2 separate regions of the Homo sapiens genome follow, and region 2 is linked to region 1. A link is a loop called in an ENCODE intact Hi-C map of the cell type or tissue named here. Cell type or tissue: MCF 10A. All regions are shown on one strand.

Region 1 (8,000 bases):
AGTGTTCCTATTTCTCCACATCCTCTCCAGCACCTGTTGTTTCCTGACTTTTTAATGATTGCCATTCTAACTGGTGTGAGATGATATCTCATTGTGGTTTTGATTTGCATTTCTCTGATGGCCAGTGATGGTGAGCATTTTTTCATGTGTCTTTTGGCTGCATAAATGTCTTCTTTTGAGAAGTGTCTGTTCATGTCCTTCGCCCACTTTTTGATGGGGTTGTTTGTTTTTTTCTTGTAAATTTGTCTGAGTTCATTGTAGATTCTGGATATTAGCCCTTTGTCAGATGAGTAGGTTGCGAAAATTTTCTCCCATTTTGTAGGTTGCCTGTTCACTCTGATGGTAGTTTCTTTTGCTGTGCAGAATCTCTTTAATTTAATTAGATCCCATTTGTCAATTTTGTCTTTTGTTGCCATTGCTTTTGGTGTTTTGGACATGAAGTCCTTGCCCATGCCTATGTCCTGAATGGTAATGCCTAGGTTTTCTCCTAGGGTTTTTATGGTTTTAGGTCTAACGTTTAAGTCTTTAATCCATCTTGAATTAATTTTTGTATAAGGTATAAGGAAAGGATCCAGTTTCAGCTTTCTACATATGGCTAGCCAATTTTCCCAGCACCATTTATTAAATAGGGAATCCTTTCCCCATTGCTTGTTTTTCTCAGGTTTGTCAAAGATCAGATAGTTGTAGATATGCAGCGTTATTTCTGAGCGCTCTGTTCTGTTCCATTGATCTATATCTCTGTTTTGGTACCAGTACCATGCTGTTTTGGTTACTGTAGCCTTGTAGTATAGTTTGAAGTCAGGTAGTGTGATGCCTCCAGCTTTGTTCTTTTGGCTTAGGATTGACTTGGCGATGCGGGCTCTTTTTTGGTTCCATATGAACTTTAAAGTAGTTTTTTCCAATTCTGTGAAGAAAGTCATTGGTAGCTTGATGGGGATGGCATTGAATCTATAAATTACCTTGGACAGTATGGCCATTTTCATGATATTGATTCTTCCTACCCATGAGCATGGAATGTTCTTCCATTTGTTTGTATCCTCTTTTATTTCCTTGAGCAGTGGTTTGTAGTTCTCCTTGAAGAGGTCCTTCACATCCCTTGTAAGTTGGATTCCTAGGTATTTTATTCTCTTTGAAGCAATTGTGAATGGGAGTTCACTCATGATTTGGCTCTCTGTTTGTCTGTTGTTGGTGTATAAGAATGCTTGTGATTTTTGTACATTGATTTTGTATCCTGAGACTTTGCTGAAGTTGCTTATCAGCTTAAGGAGATTTTGGGCTGAGACAATACTGGCAAACCGAATCCAGCAGCACATCAAAAAGCTTATCCACCATGATCAAGTGGGCTTCATCCCTGGGATGCAAGGCTGGTTCAATATATGCAAATCAATTAATGTAATCCAGCATATAAACAGAACCAAAGACAAAAACCACGTGATTATCTCAATAGATGCAGAAAAGGCCTTTGACAAAATTCAACAACCCTTCATGCTAAAAACTCTCAATAAATTAGGTATTGATGGGACGTATTTCAAAATAATAAGAGCTATCTATGACAAACCCACAGCCAATATCATACTGAATGGGCAAAAACTGGAAGCATTCCCTTTGAACACTGGCACAAGACAGGGATGCCCTCTCTCACCACTCCTATTCAACATAGTGTTGGAAGTTCTGGCCAGGGCAATTAGGCAGGAGAAGGGTATTCAATTAGGAAAAGAGGAAGTCAAATTGTCCCTGTTTGCAGACGACATGATTGTATATCTAGAAAACCCCAAAATCTTATAATATTTTAAGAAAGTTTACTGATTTGTGTTGAGCTGCATTCAAAGCCATCCTGGGCCACATGCAGCCCATGGGCTGCAGGTTGGACAAGCTCGGTCTAGTGAATTCCACCATTACACCTCTCTCATGATCTCTTTCTGTGTCTTTGATAGCCTTCACAGCTCCCTATGTGGGTTCATCTGTCCACTCTGAGCCCTTTCTGTGCAAACTAACCCACTCTTATTGGGAGCTGACATCTGCTGTCAAAAGACAAAATTACAACAAATTTAAAGATCCTAAATGGATTTTATCTGTGATTCTAGAATTGGACAACACCTCATTCTGTACAAAAGAAGGAGTGTTCCAATGATCTGAGCAAAGGATGTATAACCACCCGACAGGTTCACCTTGCCCACTGCCTAGACAGAGCCAATTTATCAAGACAGGGGGACTGCAATAGAGAATGAGTAATTCACACAGAGCCAGCTGTGTAGGAGACCAGAGTTTTATTATTACTCAAATCAGTCTCCCAGAGCATTTGGGAATCAGAGTTTTTAAGAATAATTTGGTGGGTGGGTGGAGGCCAGTGAGTTGGGAGTGCTGATTGGTTGGGTCGGAAATGAACTCATAGGAATTTGAAGCTATCTTCTTGTGCTGAGTCAGTTCCTGGGTGGGGGCCACAAGATCAGATGAGCCAGTTTATGGAGCTGGGTGGTACCAGCTGATCCATCAAGTGCAGGGTCTCTAAAATATCTCAAGCACTGATCTTAGGTTTTACAATAGTGATGTTATCCCCAGGAGCAATTTGGTGATGGTCAGAATCTTGTAGTCTCCAGCTGCATGACTCCTAAACCTTAATTTCTAATCTTGTGGCTAATTTGTTAGTCCTACAAAGGCAGTCTAGTCACAGGCAAGAAGGAGATTTGTTTTGGGAAAGAGCTGTTATCATCTTTGTTTTAAACTATAAAGTAAGTTCCTCCCAAAGTTAGTTCTGCCTATGCCCATGAATAAGCAATGACAGCTTGGAGGCTAGAAGCAAGATGGAATTGGTTAAGTCAGATCTCTTTCACTGTCTCAGTTATAATTTTGCAATGGCAGTTTCATTAGGCCACGTTAACTAACTTCTCTACACCTCAGTTTCTCACTCTGTAAAATGAAGATGGTAAGTTATACGAAGTTCAAAGTGAGTTTATACTGGTAGACATCAGAATAGTGATTGCCTTGGGAGTTTAGGAAGGGTCATGAAGGAAACTTCTGGAGTGGTGGAAATGTTCTGTTTTGATCTCAGTGTTTATATGGGTATATACATACATTTTTAAAAAGTCATTGGCCAGGCACGGTGACTCACGCCTGTAATCCCAGCACTTTGGGAGGCTGAGGCAGGTGGATCACATGAGGTCGGAGTTTGAGACCAGCCTGACCAACATGGTGAAACCCCATCTCTACTAAAAATACAAAATTAGAGCCATACGCAGTGGCTCACGCTTGTAATCCCAGCACTTTGAGAGGATGAGGCAGGCGGAACACCTGAGGTCGGGAGTTCAAGACCAGCCTAACAAACATGGAGAAACCTCGTCTCTACTAAAAATACAAAATTAGCTGGGCGTGGTGGCGGATGCCTGTAATCTCAGCTACTCGGGAGGCTGAGGCAGGAGAATCACTTGAACCCAGAAGGCAGAGGTTTCAATGAGCTGAAATCACGCCATTGCACTCCAGCCTGGGCAACAAGAGTGAAACTCCGTTTCAAAAAAAAAAAAAAATTAGCTGGGTGCGGTGGTGTGCGCCTGTAATCCCAGCTACATGGGAGGCTGAGGCAGAAGAATCAGTTGAACCAGGGAGGTGGAGGTTGCAGTGACCGGAGATCACGCCACTGCACTCCAGCCTGGGTGACAGGAGTGAAACTCTGTCAAAAAAAAAAAAAAAAGTCATCAAGCAGTTAAGATTAGATTAAAATGCAGTAATCTAATCTTAATTAGATTAGATACTTAGATACCTTTATTTAAAATTTTTTAAAAGTGGAGATAATAGTACCTACTTCCCAGCATCATTGTGACGATTAAATGTGCTCAGCAGGTTGCATAATTGTTTCTGATCTAGCTAGTATCCAGTATTTGTCTATTGTCACAGGTGGTGACTGCTGGAGGGGCTGAGTCCCCAATAAGCTGTGAATGTCTTGGAGGACAAGTATGTTGGCCCCTTCTTGTTCTAGCAGTGAAGAGGATCCCATGTAGACTCCAAGCAGCTCAAGTTCAGCAAGGGAGACAGACCATTGCAAGTGCATGAAAAGGGCACTGGTGGGCTGGGAAGTTCGTAGGAGGAGCCTCTCACATGCTGGGTTTGGGGAGGAATTCTGGAAAGCAGTTAGTCTTAGGGACGGGAAGGATGTAGCTGGTGGGACAGGCGCCCTCAGCTCCATGAATAAAAGGAGTGGGTCTGACTCTGGTTCTCATTCCCCTTTACCATGCCTGGCACACATTAGACCATCAATACCAATTGACTCCAGGAAGGAGTGTCTCCCCGTGGGGGCATCAGGAGCCGCTGAGTTTAAATACACAGGTGGGATGTGACACACTGGGAACCATTCAGATTTGCTGGATCTGGATAGGGCTTGTCAGGACTCAGTGCTTCCAACCCCAGGGCCCATTTCCCTGTGGCCCCTGAGTCACCACCATGGGTGGACAGCTGCTCCAGTGCCAAGATACAGCCACAGAGGACGGCAGGCCCAGGGCCTCCAGAAGGACAGGCAGGCTCCCTCTGAAAGACAAGCCGGCTTATAGCTGAAACCTCTGGCCCAGGCGTCCTCTAAGGGAAGCCAGGCGGTGTCAGGGCACGGCCCATGAAGACATAAGATGAAGATGGGGAGAACCAGAGGGGGTGCGCTTCGAAGGAAAGCGGGCTGCGTGGGGGCACCGTCGATTGCACAGGACGCGGTCCCGGCTCGCGTAGCCCCGCAGGCGGCGCCAGAGCGCAAGCCCGCCTCGTGACTCCGGTCCACAGTCCGGCCGGGCGGAGCTAGGGGCGGGCCCCTGCGTCTCTGGGCGCTGGAGCGCGGCGACTATCACGCCGCGTGGCGGACGGACGGACTGACGGACGCGCAGCCTTACCCGAAAGGCCATGGCGGAGCACGCCCCTCGCCGCTGCTGCCTGGGCTGGGACTTCAGCACGCAGCAGGTACAGTCGCCTGGCCGCAGGGCCACGGGGCCGCCTCCTCCGCTTCGGTGGGGGTAGGGGGCGGGCTGTCACCCGGACGCGGGAAAACATGGGCCCGGCCGCGGGCGCGCCTACCTCTCGGGCTTCCCGGGGCCCCCGCGCCCCTGCCCTGCGCGCGGCCGTGGGGCGCCGGTGCCCTCGCCCGGAGATGCCCTGCCAATGCCACCCGCTCGCAAGATGCGGCCTCGACCCCGCCTGGACCCAGCTACCCCAGGAAACTGCAGGCGCTCCTCGGCAGGACCCCCGGTGCCCAGAGGGGCCGGAGGACTCGGCGGGTTCCTGCGCTGTTCTGGGCACCCAGTGACGGGGATCCGAAGGAAGTCAGCTACTGTAAGGCAGGGGAACAGACAGGCGGGTAGCCCTGCGCACATGCACAACCAGTGACCTGGAAGCAGATTATAGCCCAAAACCTTTTTTTAAAAATTGAAATGGCCCAGGCCTGGTGGCTCTTGCCGGTAATCCCAGCACTTTGGGAGGCCGAGGCGAGTGGATCGCTTGAGCCCAGGAGTTCGAGACCAGCCTGGGCAATATGGAGAAACCCCGGTCTCTACCAGAAAATACAAAAATTAGCCGGGCATGGTGGAGCACACCTGTAGTCCCAGTTTTTCTGGAGGCTGAAGCGGATCGCTTGAGCCCAGGAGGTGGAGATTGCAGTGAGCTAAGATGGCGTCACCGGTCTCCAGCCTGGGCGACAGAACGGGACCCTGTCTCAAAAAAAAAAAAAGAAAAAAGTGAAATGCATAGTGTACAAGTGGACTTTACCCTGTGACCGCCCTTCGTTGACACCAGCTTGCCTGGTCTGTGCACCCAGGACTGCTGGCCAGAGGAGCAGTGTGCTGCTGCCAACGCCCTGCAGACAGGCAAGCAAATCAAAATTTGCCTTCAAAGAGGGCATGGGGTGACCGGGGGCACCTTTTCCTTTAAAGTACTTGGGAAATATACACAGTTGCAGTCAAACCCCTCTTCTCGAATGGGTCAAGGGAGGCAGGCCTCTGGCCAGTCCTTGGGGGAACGTCCTGTGGGACTCTGGATGACTCGAGTTGCCTTGCTGGACCTCAGTTTTCCCATCTGTCCAGGAAAGGAGTTATACTCCCAAGCTTGGAGATTGCTTCAGTGGGACATTAATGTCTCTGGACCACAATCATGGCCTGTGAGAATAGCCCATGGCCTTGCCTGGTCTCAGGCCTCTGCAGACATGGATCCCCAGAGATGCCTCCAAACCTTGCTTCCCATTCCTTCCTCTCTGGCACTTTCTCCCGCCTCCTTGTCAGGTGCACGAACCAACTCATCTGTGAACATCTTCCTCTAGAGGGTCTTGGCTTTGGCTATTTGGGGAACAAAGATTCCTTGAGACATGTGGGTGTTCCTACTTAGCCTCAGTTTCTTCATTTTACTAAATCTTTGAGTGTTACCCCAGATGAGTCCTCTGTTACCACGATTACGGTGAGGCAGCCCTGCCTTCAAGGAGGTCTCTAGGTTGAACTGCTCCTAGGGTGTGGGGCCTCATCTGGTGACGTTAGTACCCCCTGGACCAGTGTAGAAGCTGAGGAAAATTCTACACTTCCTTTTTTAAAATGCCTTTCAGGTAAAGGTTGTTGCTGTTGATGCAGAGTTGAATGTCTTCTATGAGGAAAGTGTGCATTTTGACAGAGATCTTCCAGAATTTGGGTATGTACTTGATGTGCATGTGTGTGTGATGGGGGTGTTGGTTTTGGGGTCCTCCCGCAAACTTTTGTATTCGCAGACCGCACTGTTGAGGCTTTGCCAAATACAGGAGTGGTGGTCTCGGCAGACCTTTCAAGCATCTTTTTTTCCTATACCTAGAGTGCCATCTCCCCCATTTCTTCCTAATTCCATTCATCCATTCATGAAGTAAGCATCAGTTGAGACCTACTTTGTGCCAGGTGCTAGGACCTGATGGCGAAACAAAAAGAGAAAGCTCTCCCAGAGCTTCCCACTGAGTAGTGGAGACTGGTATCAAACAAAGAATCTCACAAAAGAGTGTTTCATTATAAACTCTGAGAAGGCCTCTGAAGGAAAGGAACTCACTTCTCCAAGTGCTTATTATAAAGGAATGTGACTCAGACTTGGGAGGGGAAGTCCCAGAGCGTCTCTAGGGAAGTGGTGCTTAAGCTAGAGATCAGAGTGAGTGAAGTTAGCCAAGCGATGGAAGGGAAGTTGGCCAGGTGATGGAAGAGCATTCCAGGCAGAAGGAACAACATGTGCGAGGGCCCTGTGGCAAGAAAGAGCATGGTTCATTCCTTCATGCAATTGAAGAAAGCCAATGATGCTGGGGAGCAGAGAGAGGCGGAGGCTGGTCAGAGCTCCATAGGCCATGGTATAGAGTTTGTCTTTATTCTAAAAGCTATGGTCAGCCACTAAGGGCCATAAGGGGTAGGGGTATGGGTGAGGTATGAATGACAGGTTGTATTTTTGTTTTGAAAATATCTCTCTGGGGGCATTGGGAGAACAGATTCGGAGCATTGCTGGAATGGACGTGGGGAACTATTAAAGAGGTTTTTGCTGGTCATTCAGGTATGAAATGATGGATAGGAGAGAGCTGAGTAGTAAAATGGACAGGTCCTGTTACAAAATTGAATGTGAGATGTAAGGGTGGGATTTCTGGCTGTCCTTCAGAGTGGATGTTGGACTGTGGGAAAGAATGAGTTTTGGAGAGAAAGATCATGAGTTCAGCTTGGGCTGCCATAACAAGGTACCATAGACTGGGTGGGTTAAAGAGCGGAAATTTATATTCTCACACATCTGGCCGTTAGGAGTCTAAAATCAAAGTGCTGGGAAGATTGGTCTCCTCTGGGACCTCTCTCCTTGGCTTGCAGGTGACCACTCTCTTGCTGTGTCTTCACATGGTGGTCACTCGGTGCAGGAGTGCTTGGTGTCTCTGTCATCTGTATCCTAATCTTCTTATAAGGACATGAGTCATACTGGATTAAGGCCCATTCTAATGACTTCATTTTAACTTAATTGCCTTTTTAAAGGCCCTGTCTCCAAATAATCACAATCCAAGGCCC
Region 2 (8,000 bases), 370 kb before region 1:
GGCTACTCTTTGCACCCCTCTGCTCAGAGACCCCTCCTGATGGATTATGTCTGGGGTCCAGGAATAGCGATGGTTTCACATCCCCTGAAACATACCAAGCCCACCCTTTATGGTGTCATAGACAGCTTCCCAAGCTGACAAGGAAGCCCCTTCTTGCAGCTTTGCTGGGCCTGTGCTTCAACCCCAGACCTTCCTAGTAAGGGGGATGTCCATCCAGAACAGAAGGTGGCAGCCGGAGCAATCCCAGACCTGCTGGGCAATATGCTGGGCCTGGACCTCTGAAAGGACAACACCCAGACCGTGGCCCGTGCCCACACAGGTCCTGACCCTCAGCAGGTGCCAAGAAACACACGTGAAATGAATGAGTCATTACACACAAACATGGTACAACCCTTCCATTTGCTGGCCCTGAATATCCCCAAGACCCTCACACCATGGTCAGCTTCTCTTTTTCCCTTAGGAGGGGCGTCTGCAGTGAACTCAGACCTGGAGCCCTGTCTGAGGAGTGCCACGTCTGACTCCATAGCCCCTCATACAGTCTAGGCCTCTGCCTGCTATGCATAGACCTGGGGGAGGGAGGCAGGAACCTTTGTAGCAATTCTTCCTACAGTGGGCATTTGGGCCCCAGGCCATCCCCAGCAACTGCCACATCTGACCAGCCTGCTGTCTCCTGCCATTGCAGGTGTATGTGCTGAAGCGGCCACATGTGGACGAGTTCCTCCAGAGGATGGGGCAGCTTTTTGAATGTGTGCTCTTTACTGCCAGCTTGGCCAAGGTGAGTCCTGCTTCCCAGCCCCACACTCCCAGCCTGGTACTCCCAGCCCCTCCACCCCTACCCCCAATCTGTCAAGCAGCCCTTTGTTTTGGTGGGGGAAGCCATTTCTATGGTGACAGGTTCCCACCCCAGATGGGATGGATGCAGGCCATGTGCATGGTGCCAGTCTGAAAGCCTTCTGGGTTACCATGGTGACAGGGAGCACTTAGAACAAATGCTCCATGAAGTTGCTGTGTGCAGCCACCTGAAGCTGGGTGTCCACAGTCCAGAGAATCACAAACAGGTCCAGTGTAATGGACAAAGGATGGTGTACCCCTCAACCATTGACTGTCAGCCAACTGCTAGAGGCCCCTGTGTCCTTGGGTTTTGCTTTCACAGATTTGAGGGAGAAGCAAGTGAGAGATAAGTGTTGGACACTCACCCACATGCTTGGGCTGAATGAGAGTTCCAACTGCCCTAATGAGCTGTATGATCTGAGGCAAGTTACTTCACTTCTCATGTCAGTTTCTTCTATAAATTGGGGATAATTCCAGCTACCTTGTGGCTAGATCACATGAAATAACATATGTAAAGGACTTAGCACAGTGTCTGGCTCACATACAGCAAGTATTCATTGAGCACTTGCTGTGTTCCACATACTGTGCTGGGCATTGTCACATGATAAGCACTCCTGATGTTCATTATTTTGTGTTACAATTATTTGTTGATGATGATAGGCCGGGCGCGGTTGCTCATGCCTGTAATCCCAACACTTTGGGAGGCCAAGGAGGGCGTATCACCTGAGGTCAGGAGTTCAAGACCAACCTGGCCAACATGGTGAAATCCCGTCTCAAAATACAAAAATTAACTGGGCATGGTGGCGGGCATCTGTAATCCCAGCTACTCGGGAGGCTGAGGCACGAGAATTGCTTGAACCCAGAAGGCAGAGGTTGCAGTGAGCCAAGATCATGCCACTGCACTCCACCCTGGGCGACAGTGACTCCGTCTCAAAAATATATATACATATATTTATTGGTGATGATAAAATCATTCAGACATATCTTGATCCTAAAGCTTGATATGAATCTGACCTAAAATCTACACTGGCTCTGATCAAATAGAATGGTTTCTTTGTCCTCTCCACTGTTTAAGGAAACTAGCAGGTTCCCAAGCCTCCCAGTATGGTTTAGTCTCCCCCTTCACAGGTGTGGCAGGGTGCCTGTGCTGTGTGGGGCAGGCAGGGTAGGCCTTGCTTCTCCCAGGAGATCTTTGCCTTGACCATTTCCCAAACTCTGACTCTGATGGGGCTGACACCATCCATTTGTTGGTAGCACCACAGTTGTCTCCATGGGCATCTCAGGGACCCTGAGTGGTCCCAAAGATGAGTTTTCTGGGGCCCAGGTTAACCATTTGCCTGTCTCCAGGACATCACACAGTAGCTTCCTCCGCCATGTCCTGCTTCTGGACGGTGCCCTGATGCCCATACTCCCTTCTCTTCCTCTGCATGTTCCACTGCTTTGCTGGCCTGGCCATTGCTGGTTGGGTCCATCTCTGTGATGATTGAGGGGCGGGAGAGCCCCACTTGCACAAATGCTGCCAGACTTATCACCAGGCCTTAGAGCATGAACCAGTGGAGTGGGATTCAAAATCCTCGTCCTTATTTTTGCATTTCAAAAAGAGAACAAGGCCTCAGGGAAAATAGAGTCTTCCCCAGTGGGTAATCTTTCAGATGAGTGGTACCAAGATTAATTGTTATCTGTAGCATCAGTGGCTCTTCCAACAGTGCTCTGGGATGCTGAAGGGCCTGAAGTAATAACCAAAGAAATAAACAAGAAGATTGCACCAATAGCAGTGAAGTGAGAGCTGTTTTTTGTTTGGGAAAATTGAGAACACTCTTCCTTGGCATTGTCCCCAGCATTTGCTTAAACATCCTTGTTCGGTTACTCTTCCTGGATGGCTCCCACCTGCCCCACCATCTGTCTCTTCAACCCTTCTCTTGCTGCTACTCCAGCCTTGCTGAGCCGAATCAGCTCCCACGTGCAGCCTTCCACCCTCTTTCCTCGCTGAGGTACATGTCCTGCTGATGGGTGGTCATGCCCCTGTCCTTGGCTCTGGACTCGGCTTCCAGCCAGCAGTAGTGGTGCAGTGGACCTCCTTGCCTGCTGCCCAGGAGCCCGCAGGAACCTCAAGCTGACTGTCGTAGCCTTTCAGTATCTGCTTCATTGTCATTCCTTCCTTCATTCACCCAGCAAATATTTACTTAGTACCTATTGTGTGCCAGGCACAGTACTAAATACTGGGGATATAGCAAAGAAAAAAAGAGACAAAGTCCCTCCCCTTGTGAAGCTTACATTCTTCACATTCATTCTCTAAGGCCTGGAGGCCTCAGACTCAGACACTCTTGAAAGATAGGTGCTACCACAAGTGTTCATGATTATGAGGAAATAGATCATCTTTTTCCATTTAGAGCAAGCTTGTCCAGCCTGTGACCCACAGGGCGCGTGCAGCCCAGGACAGCTTTAGACGTGGCCCAACACAAATTCGTAAACTTTCTTAAAACGTTAGGAGATTTTTTTTAAAGCTCATCAGCTATTGTTAGTGATAGTGTATTTTATGTGTGGCCCAAGACAATTCTTCTTCCAATGTGGCCCAGGGAAGCCGAAAGATGGGATACCCCTGATCTGGACTCAGTTGCCTACAACCCACCCACGTGGCCCCTGGTTAGCCTCACCAGCAGATGACTGTAGTGCCCTGAGCTCTCACCTCCCTTGGCCAGTAGGAAACACAGCTGCTCCTGGACTCTGCCTCCTACAGGATGTCCTTGGAGAGGAGAGGATGTTCCCACGGAATCATAGCTGCTGCTTGCAGCTTTGCAGCCCACGTCCCACAGCTGTGCTGGCACTTGCTCTGCACTCCACTACTGGCCTTCCCAGCGCCACCAGCCACAGGTGCTCTCTGCCTCCCTGGCAGAGTCACTGGGTCCCGCTGATGCCTGGTTGTACCCCTTACTTGGTCTTGGTGCAGGGGCCTGGCCTCGTGTCAGGCTTGGCAACTGCTCCTGTTTCTTCCAGGCCTAGCCACTCAGTATGGCCCACTCTTTTAGGTATCTTCAGTTATGAGGATTTTCTCTCAGAAACCCCTTTATTTCTTTCTCCAAGCCTGCTTTGGGGGAAATTTCCTAGGTCATGAGAGAGGGCCAGGCAGGATGATCCGCAACTGTGAGCTGGGCTCAAACTCCCATCCAGCTCCTGGGCTTCAAGGAAGTGGATGGGCATCTATGGGAGTGGACGGCTGGGCACCATCCTGTCACTCAGGGGCTGGTCTGGCCCAAGTGCCCAGAGGACCTCTAGGGGGCAGTGTCATGCCATTCAAGACACATTGGAGCCAGCTCATTCATTCAGTGGTGAAATTCATGTTTACTGAGCCCCTCTTGTGGTAGATACTCTGGGAGGTGCTAGGGATGTGGTGGTGGGGATGTTTCAGGCCTGGGCCCTGACAAGGAGAGAGGAAATCAAGCAATCCCACATAGTACTCCACTCTGTGAGGGAAACAACCCAGAAAGGAAGATAGATGTGGCTCTAGGTGGATGGGAGAGGAAGTCAAGACCTGAAAAACCAGGAGACAGATGTTCTGCAAAGAGCTGGGGAGAGAATGCATGCAGAGGGAACACTGGTACAAAGGTCCTGACCATACTCAAAGCCAGTGTGGCTCCAGGGGCTCCAGATGGAGCTCATTCAGCTGTGCCATGTGGGACGCAGCAGTGAGGAACGTGGGCCTTACTCCAAGTGCGGTGTGTAGACAGTGGAGAGTTTTCAGCAGAGGAGTGACATGATGGCACATATGTTTTCCAGTGGCCACTCTGACAGCTTCTAGGTGAATGGGCTAGAAAGGAGGCCCCGTGGGAAAGACAGGTTTTTCACGAGGCTCACACAGCCATCCCAGGCCAGAGATTCGAGGCCCAGGCTAAGGGTGGTGGCAATATAAATAGATGCAAATGGAGTCAGGCTATCTTTGGAGATGAAACTGACAATTCCTGATGGTTGGATGTGAGAGAAATGGAAGAATCCAGTGCCATCTTATGTACACGGAGAGGAAAATAACCAGGATCCTAAGACACATCTAATTATTAAATCCATTTTTAAAAAACGTAATCTGGATCTTGCTGCTGTAGTTCAGGGTTTGGGGGGCTCTTTTAAACACCCAGCCTTCATTGTGACACGTCTTTTCCAGTATGCAGACCCTGTGGCTGACCTCCTAGACCGCTGGGGTGTGTTCCGGGCCCGGCTCTTCAGAGAATCATGTGTTTTTCATCGTGGGAACTACGTGAAGGACCTGAGTCGCCTTGGGCGGGAGCTGAGCAAAGTGATCATTGTTGACAATTCCCCTGCCTCATACATCTTCCATCCTGAGAATGCAGTAAGTGGCCCCAAAGAAAGAAAATGTCGTGCTCCATCTGAGCCCTCTGTCTTGCCAGGCAGGTACCACTTTTGAGCACCTACACAAGAAGGTCTCTGGGCCTTTTCCTAATGAAATCCCAGCTCTGCCATTTAGCAGTTGCGTGTCATTGACCAAGTTATTTAACCTCACTGAGCCTCGGTTGCCTCATCTGTCAAATGGGAATTATAGGAATGCTGATCTCATAGGATCATTGGAGGTTGCAGTGTGGCAATATATAAAAAGCACTTAGAATAGTGCTTGAGACTGGTAAATGCTCTATAAGCCTGTATCGTCTTATTGACATTTTTAGTATTGTTATTGACAAGGGTTCTGCTGGCAGTAACCTCCTGGAGCCAGCTACTGCGTAGGACTTCATGACCCCTGTAGACTAAGGAGGCCTGGTTGATCTCTTTAACAGAAGTATTTCTTAAGAATGAATAGGCCAGGTGTGGTGGCTCACACCTGTAATCCCAACCCTTTGGGAGGCCGAGGCAGATCACAAGGTCAGGAGATCGAGACCATCCTGGCCAACATGGTAAAACCCTGTCTCTACTAAATACAAAAAATTAGCCAGGCGTTGGTGGCACGCACCTGTAGTCTCAGCTACTCGGGAGGCTGAGGCAGGGCAATCACTTGAACCCGGGAGGCGGAGGTTGCAGTGAGCTGAGATCCCACCACTTCACTCCAGCCTGGCGACAGATGGAGACTCCGTCTCAAAAAAAAAAAAAAAATGAATAAAACACTTCAATAAGGTCTTCAAATAAGACTGCCAAGCTTTGCTACCTCATCATGATGTCTAAAAAGCACCCATTGGGAACATTTCATTCATAAAGCTCCCTGGACCATGGCAGCTCTCGGTGCCTACTCACTGGGTGCAGCACAACTCTCAGGGCAAGAAGGACTGCCTTCCTGCCTGCTGCCTGACACTTCCAGGGGAAAAGAGGCCAACCAGGGCCTCTGGTGACTGCTGACCCCTCAGTCTCTGCCACATCAGGCCCCTAGACCAGGCATTTTTCCCTGGAGAGGATGCTTCCTCTCAAGCACAGGCTTCTCAGATTCTACAAAAGCCTGCAAAGTCCTTTCCTTGAATCCAGAACTCTGCAGTCTCGCTTATAACCAAAAAAAATTCAAACTCAATTAATTTGGCTAGTGTGGAATCATTATTTGAATAAATACTCCAAATGTATTTCTATGTAAATGTGTTCATTTTACTGAGTAAATCAAATTCAACATAATATATTTGGTAACGTGTCTCTAACAGATAAGGATTGCTTTTTAATATAATCACAAGTCACGGTCAGATCTGACAAAGTAACAGTTTCTTACATTGTCTAATATCCAGACTGTGTTCATATTGTCCCTATCATCTCGAAGTGTTGTGCATTTGGAGTATTTCAATCGGGATCCAAAAAGATCCATGCATTGCTTTGGTTACTATGTCTCTTCATTCTTTTGCAATCTTAACACGTCTCCCTTTCCTCCCCTTTTCTCTTTTATGCCATTTATTTGTTGAAGAAGCCCTGGTGTTTTGTCTTGTAGAAATCTCCTACATTCTGGATTTGTCCAGCTGCTGTCTTGTGATGATGTTTAATATGTTCTTATAGCCACCTTATATCCTCTAAACAAGTAATTAGAGCTCTACTGCTTGATTAGATTCGATTTTTTTTTTTTTTGCAAGAATATATCATAGAGGCCAGATGCAATGGCTCACACCTATAATCCCAGCACTTTGGGAGGCCCAGGCAGGTGATCACTTGAGCCCAAGAGTTTGAGACCAGCCTGGGCAACATGGCAAGACCCCATCTCTTAAAAAAAAAAAAATTAGCCAGACGGGGTGGCAGACACCTGTGGTTCCACTGTCGTTCCAGCTACTTGGGAGGCTGAGGTGGGAGGATCTCTTGAGCCCAGGAGGTCGAGGCTGCAGTGAGCCATGTTCATGCCACTGCACTTCAGCCTGAGTGACAGAGCAAGACCCTATCCCAAAAAAAAGAAGAAAAAAATAATACATCATGGGTATTATACGCTTATGAAGATATCATATCAAGGAGGCATAAAATGTCAGGTTAGCCCACTTTTAAAGATTTAAAATTCATCATTGGGTTCAGGTGGTGTTAGCCTGATCCATCTATTATAAAATTCTCCCATGAACCTTTCACCTCATAATTTTAGCAGTTGTTGGTGATCATTGTCTACACCCACTATTTCATGAGGAATTGCAAAATGGCAATTTCTATTTTCAGACTAATGAGTTGGTGTTCTAGCGGCCTCCAAAAGTAGCCAATAATTTTTTTTTAGTATCATTATGAACTCATGGATTTGTTGTAGTTTCAGTCCATTTATTATTCTTTTGCATGCTCTAATTTTCACCTTTGGCTATGGACACTAATAACAAGTCTTTGATATAGGTTGAATATTCTTTATCTAAAATGCTTGGTACCAGAAGTGTCTTGGATTTTGGATTTTTTAGGATTTTGGAATATTTGCATATACATAATTGGATATCTTGGGGATGGAACCAAGTCTAAACATGAAATTCATTTCTGTTTTATGTACAGCTTATACACATAGCCTAAAGGTAATTTTATACAATATTTTTTATAATTTGGGGACACTAAATAAACTGTGTATCATGTGCCTGTGTTTTCACTACCACCTGGCACACGAGGTCAAGTGTAGAATTTTCCACTTGTGGTGCCATTGCTCAAAAAATTTTGGATTTTGAGGCATTTCGGGACTCAGATTTTTCAGATTAGGGATGCTCAACCTGTAGCTTCCTTACTTTCTTAAACAACAAGATGTTCCAGGCTCA

What was found. Hi-C counts contacts between places; a loop is a spot of excess contacts. Peaks named below come from ENCODE experiments on the same cell type or tissue, not always from the same donor. Only the 100,000 strongest peaks of a DNase experiment are listed, where the experiment ranks them.
Region 2: a loop joins it to region 1, with 6 times the contacts of the local background. A loop is called at or near these places in 8 of 110 quality-filtered maps.

What each region holds. Positions count from the first base shown.
Region 1 is chr3:38,341,994-38,349,993 of GRCh38, forward strand. XYLB (xylulokinase) reads left to right here and starts at 4,792. Exons shown (of 19, transcript NM_005108.4): 1 at 4,792-4,932; 2 at 6,557-6,639. The coding sequence starts at 4,876. RefSeq lists enhancers at 4,569-5,400, 5,401-6,232 and silencers at 4,959-5,198, 5,209-5,268. In MCF 10A, CTCF peaks have their summits at 2,014 (motif pointing left) and 4,690; a DNase peak (open chromatin) is centred at 4,768.
Region 2 is chr3:37,970,725-37,978,724 of GRCh38, forward strand. CTDSPL (CTD small phosphatase like) reads left to right here. Exons shown (of 8, transcript NM_001008392.2): 6 at 683-775; 7 at 4,985-5,170. Among named protein-coding and RNA genes, the nearest start is that of MIR26A1, 5.3 kb to the left of the region's middle. In MCF 10A, a CTCF peak has its summit at 4,095 (motif pointing right); a DNase peak (open chromatin) is centred at 4,107.